Regions from separate parts of the Homo sapiens genome. Here region 1 is linked to region 2. Evidence: chromatin contacts called from ENCODE Hi-C or POLR2A ChIA-PET data. All regions are on one chromosome and are shown on one strand. The core of a region is the stretch at or near the end of the contact, and the rest is flanking DNA. Distances in the headings are between cores, read along the strand shown.

Region 1 (2,770 bases), core at 146-2,645, 39 kb after region 2:
CCCGGTTCACTTTCAAAAAAAAGAAGCCAACCCCTCCTGTGCTAGCAGTCACTGTAACCCACTAGAACTAATAATCACTAATTCCCTAGACCCCCGTTAGAGAAAAAGAGAAGGTGTAATCCTGACGGTCAATAGGACAAGGGTAACCCCCCAAGTTGCCATTTTAGTCCGAGGGGAGGTCCCCAGGCCCTTTCCCAAACCAGTGTTTCAAGCCTTTTATAATGAGCTAAATCTGCCAGCACCAGAGCTTCCAAAAAAGACAAGGAACTTGTTTCTCCAGTTAACGGAAAATGTAGCTCATTCCCTCAATGTTGCTTCTTGTTATGTACGCGGAGGAACTACTGTTGGAGACCGATGGCCTCAGGAAGCCCGAGAGTTGGTGCCCACTGATCCAGTTCCTCACACAATTCCAGCTCAGAAGGCCCAAACTAGCAACTTCTAGGTCCTAAAAACCTCAGTTATTAGACAATACTATGTAGCTAAGGAAAGAAAAAACTTCAGCAACCCCGTAAGAAAGCTCAATTGTCTAGGACAGAAGTTGTATACAACAGCACAACAAGGACAGTCACTTGGTGAGGCTTAAACCACACTGAAAAGAACTCATTACGTAAATTTTCTAAATTACAGACTGCCTAGGCTCATCCAGAATTTCATTGAGACTGGACGGCCCCCGCTGGACTATACTAGTCCAGGCACAGAGACTATACTATACTATACTAGTCCAGGCACAGGCTATACTAGTCTGTAGGCACAGAGACCCATCTCCAACAACAAAGAAGAAAAGTGAAAATCTGGGTCCTGGCTCTGGGAATCTAAGGCCAATTAATGTGAACTTTGCAAAACTAGACCAAAAGGAATAACCCCATCTCCCCACCCGTAGTAACAAAGGATCAAAGGGTACTCTCCCTGTAGCCCTCCCACTTCCACCACGTCTCAGATGGAAAGGGAAAGAGCCCAGGAGTGGCCACAAAGCACCGGCCACCCTGGGGCTGCGGGGCTGCAACGCTGCGCTCCAGGGGCCGACTAGAGCGAGGCTGGGAAGCGCTCTTGCCCAGGGCAAGAATCCAGCTCCGGGTGAGGACTTGAAACAGCGCGAGGCGGGAGGACGCGTCAGAAAGGGTTTTGCTAAGGAAAGTTTCGCGACAGGAGGTGTCTGCACGGCCCCACTGCAGAAAGACCGGGGACGGGACCAGCCTCAGGGCAACTTTAAACTCAAAAGGAAGCGACTCACGGACTCTCACCCGGACGTTTCAATTTGCTCTGGGTTGAGAAAAGAGGGGCCGGAACCTGCAGGTCTGTGGGGACCCCACGTCCCCTATATAGCAGCACCAGACAACTAGGAAACGCACACGCCGCCGTGCAACTTTCAGTCCACGCCATCCGCTTCCGGGTCTGTGCCAATCGGCGCAGGACAGAAGCGGGACCTGGGCCAGATCCCCGAGAGGTGGGCGGGGCCTGGGCGAGGCCGGGGCGGGGTGCAAAGGACAAGGGGCCCGGCGCGGAAGAGAAGAGTCTTGGGCTGGGAGGAGTCCGCGGGGGCGGGAAAGGGGCGGGGCCTGAGCTTTTCTCCATCTCGCTCTCCGCGCCTCTGTTTTCAAGGTTTTAGAGGTGAAACCCGCCAGTGAGGCTGGAGCAGCTCAGCAGTCAGGGAAATAGTACCTCCCTGAGAAGTCGCCGTGTGGCGGTAATTGGATCCGGGAAAGTTCCTTGCTATTGAAATTTATTTTAGCAATTTAATTCCAAAGCCTGGAAGTTGTCTACGGCAGGAATGCAAACTAGAATGCGAAATGCAAAGCCTTGCCTGAGCGAAAGGTACAATTTCATGCTGACGGTCCACAGAACAGAATAGAAATCCTCTCCCTTTCAATTCTCCATTCACTGGAGTGGGAGAGTCCACACTGTGCTCAGCTCCTGAGACTTCCCTAGGGCCACCGTCTGGGGTGCGGAGCAGAGGAGTGTGCTTAAACACAGCAGGGATGCGGGCGGGGTGGCAGGAGTCTGGGGTCCCCGCTACTCAGGAAGCAGGGGCGAGAGGATCGCTGAGCCTGGAGTTCCAGGCCAGCCTGGGCGACAAAGTAAGACCCTCTATCCCAGAGCTCCCTCCTCCGTCTCAATAAACAAAAAAGTGATTTAAAAAAAGCACTGACATTGTAACAGTGCATATAAGTTGCCCAGTTGTTTCTTACGTTTATTATTTCATGCTGCACTTAAAATGAGTTATTTTTGTCGTGGAAAAGAATCAAACTGTAAAATATCTTAAGAGATTTATTCTAAGCTAAATATGAATGACCCTCAGGAGGTCCTGAGAACATGTGTCCAAGGTGATGGGGAACAGCTTGTTCTTAGACATTTTAGGGAGGCATTAGACATCAATCAAATACATTTAAGAAATACGCTGCTTTGGTTCAGAAAGGAGGGGCAACTCAAAGCGGGGACTTCTGGGCTACAGGTAAATTGAAACATTTTCTGATTGACAATTGGTTGAGTTTGTCTAAATACCTGGGATCAACGGAGAGGAAATGTTCACGTTAAGGTAAAAGATTGTGGAGACCAATGTTGTTTTCAAGTCTTCTATTGGCTGCCCTTAGAGATAATAGATGATAAGTGTTTTCTATTCAGACCTTTAAACAGTGCGAGATTCTTACTTAATCTCTTCAGGATTGGTAGGGCCTAGAAGAAAAAGATCTAGCTATGTTAACAGAGATTCTTTACAAATGCACATGTACCCCTCACAAAGAACAGCTTTGCAGGACCATTTCAAAATATGGCA
Region 2 (2,901 bases), core at 361-2,860:
CTCAGCAAGGCTGAGGCAGGAGAATCACTTGAACCAGGGAGGTGGCGATTGCAGTGAGCCAAGATCGTGCCATTGCACTTCAGCCTGGGCAACAAGAGCAAAACTGCATCTCATAAAAGAAAAGAAAGAAAGAAAGAAAGAAAAGAAAACAGGGAAAGAGAGTCAGCTGTTGAACTAAGACAGAAGTAACTTTTTTCATTCAAGAATACATAGGTGGCCAGGTGTGATGGCTCACACCTGTATTCCCAGCACTTTGGGAGGTCGAGGCAGGTGGATCACCTGAAGTCAGGAGTTTGAGACCAGCCTGGCCAACATGGTGAAATCCTGTCTCTACTAAAAATACAAAAATTAGCTGGACTCCATCCACAGCTTATTTAACCTCTTGTTGCTCCTTTTCCCCAATCTTTAGATTGTTCTCAATGTCCATAGATTTCCACCTCTTCTCCCATCTCTCCTGAGCTCTCCCTGTTAAATTCTCTCTTCCCCGTTATACCCCCCTGGCCCCACTCTCTGGCACCCCAGATTTCCCAGGTGTCCTCCCTGCTGTGGTTCTCCCTCTGTTCTCCTTGCCACCAGCACCACTCTGCTCTGTCTGCCCTGGCTCCAAATCCCTCCTCCTCTCCCTCATTCTCATGAGCCTTTCTGTTTGCTGCCCCTCTCCCTACCTTGCTGTCTGTCCTTCATCTCTCTGTACATCCAGCTTTTCTCTACATTTCTCCAGTTGCTTTTCTCCTCCTGCTTTGTTATCTTTTGTTTTTTCACTTTTGCTGTCTCTTGGCAAATCCCTGACCATCCCCTACTTTGCCATCTGTTATGGGTCTTTCTCCTTCTTCTTTTATCTGTCTCAGGTTTTCTACTGCTCTCTGATTCCCTCTCTCTGTCTCCTGATCCCTTTGGCCCACACAATCACAGGAGGGTTTGGAGTAAGACGCCTGCATCCCAGAGAAGCGCATTTTCCAGGGGCTGGAGCTGGGCAGGCAAGAACACCCCGTGTCACAGGACAGGCCCCGGGTACCTCCCCAACGCGGGCTCAGGGAAAGCGGTGACTGCGGAGGGGAGACTTGGGGAGCAACAGGGCCCGGCATGAGGAGGGAGGTGGGGGGGAGATGACGCCTTCGGACAAGGGTGGGGTCCGCAGGATCCCACCACCGGGCAGAGAACGCGGCCTCCCTGGGACTGTGGTGTCAGCGCTGGGCTCCAGGGGCCGACGAGGGTGAGGCTGGGAAGCGCCAGAGCAGGGATCCACCTCTCGGGTGAGGACTTTAAAAAGCGCGGGGTGGGAGGAGTCAACAAACGGTTGTGAACGGGAAAACTACGCGATACAAACTGTATACATTGCCCTATAGCAAAAAGACCGAGGACAGGGCAGCCTCAGGGCGACTTTAAACCCAAAAGGAAGTGACTTCCGGACTCCTAGGGGAATGTCTCCATTTGCTCTTGTTGAAGGAAGAAGGGCGAGAATTTCCAGGTCTGTGGAGACCCCACATCCCAGGTACAGAATTGCCGGGGACCTGGAGGCACAGCCTCAATACAACACAGAGCAAAACTCACCGCCGCAGTGTGACTTCCAGTCCACGCGATCCGCTTCCTGGTCCGGGCGAATCTACAAGCACAGGACAGAAGCCAGGCCTCCGTGGAGCCAACGAGGTGGGCGGGGCCTGGGCGAGGTAGGGGCGGGGCCTGGGCGAGGTAGGGGCGGGGCGCCAGGCGGAGAGACCTGCCCTGTAGAACCGGCAGACGCGGGGCGGGGGCGGATCTGTGCTTCTCTCAGCCGCGTACCTAGCCGCTGTTTTTCGGGTTTTGGTGAGGGAAGAGACAGACCCTCTCATATTGTTTTATATTGTTTTATACTCAGTACCTGTTTTAAGAAAAAAAACAACAAGGAAGTAAAACCGAAGACAGGCAGCCCTGCGCCACGCCCAAAACCAGGCCTGGGCCTGCCTGGCCTAAACCCAATAGTTAAAAATCAACTCATAACTTAGAAACCAATGTTTTTCATAGATTCCAGACATTGTATAGAAGAACATTATGAAACTCCCTGCCCTGTTCTGTTTCTCTCTACCAGTGCACGAAACCCCTGTGTATATATCTGGGACTGTAGTCCCTGTTACGTATCCCCTAGATTGCTCAATCACGACCCTTTTATGTGAAATCTTTAGTGTTGTGAGCCCTTAAAAGGGACAGAAATTGTGCACCCGGGGAGCTCGGATTTTAAGGCAGCTTGCCGATGCTCCCAGCTGAATAAAGCCCTTCCTTCTACAACTCGGTGTCTGAGAGGTTTTGTCTGTGGCTCGTCCTGCTACACCGGAGGCAAGAGTGGCCAGGAAGGCTGAGGCATGATTCAAAAGCCCTGGAATTGTCTGGAACAGGGATGCAAACTAGAACGTGAAATGCAAAGCCCTGCCTAGGCAGAAAGTACGATCTCATGCTGATGGTACACAGAACAGAATAGAAATCTCTCCCTTTCTATTCTCCATTTGCTTCGGAGGGAGAGTCCACCCTGTGCTCAGCTTCAGAGACTTCCCTAGGGCCACCGCCTGGGATGCCGGAGGGAGTGTTCAGGCCAGGGAGGAGTGAGGTCACCACCTGCTACTTAAACACAGCAGAAATGTGGAAGTGGGGGCGGGAGCCTGAGGTCCAGCTACTCAGGAAGCAGTGGCGGGAGGATCATTGAGCCCGGAGGTCCAAGCCAGCCTGAGTGACAAAGTAACACCCCCTGCCGCAGGGATCCCTTCCTCATCTCTTTTTTTTTTAATTTTTAAAATAAAATTTTCATTGTGTGAGATAGGGATCCAACTTTATTCTTTTCCATGTGGATATCCAGTTAGTTGTCCCAGCACAATTGTGGATGACATCTATTAGTTTCTTTTTTTTATTTACTTTTTTTTCTTTTTCTTTTTT

Evidence for each region. Hi-C counts contacts between places; a loop is a spot of excess contacts on that map. ChIA-PET counts read pairs that join two places held with the same protein, here RNA polymerase II (POLR2A). Pooled maps may share reads with other maps.
Region 1: a loop to region 2 is called in a map of CD8-positive, alpha-beta T cell, with 12 times the contacts of the local background. The contact joins the promoter of ZNF816 here to the promoter of ZNF888 in region 2. A Hi-C loop is called at or near these places in 26 of 168 maps with a recorded cell type or tissue (B cell, CD14-positive monocyte, CD4-positive, alpha-beta T cell and 19 more), 15 of 37 single-sample maps with no recorded cell type and 32 of 50 pooled maps. POLR2A ChIA-PET finds 5 or more read pairs at or near these places in 10 of 52 experiments (CD4-positive, alpha-beta T cell, H1, HepG2 and 6 more).

The regions. Positions count from the first base shown.
Region 1 is chr19:52,961,486-52,964,255 of GRCh38, forward strand. ZNF816 (zinc finger protein 816) reads right to left here and starts at 1,396. Exons shown (of 4, transcript NM_001202457.3): 1 at 1,242-1,396. ZNF816-ZNF321P (ZNF816-ZNF321P readthrough) reads right to left here and starts at 1,396. Exons shown (of 4, transcript NM_001202473.2): 1 at 1,232-1,396. RefSeq lists an enhancer at 1,114-1,363 and a silencer at 1,424-1,623.
Region 2 is chr19:52,921,818-52,924,718 of GRCh38, forward strand. It overlaps ZNF888 (zinc finger protein 888), which reads right to left and starts at 1,611. Exons shown (of 5, transcript NM_001393938.1): 1 at 1,552-1,611. ZNF888-AS1 (ZNF888 antisense RNA 1) reads left to right here and starts at 1,532. Exons shown (of 2, transcript NR_186336.1): 1 at 1,532-1,647; 2 at 1,856-2,262. RefSeq lists enhancers at 539-1,272, 1,273-2,004, 1,494-1,543, 1,824-1,993 and a silencer at 1,684-1,733.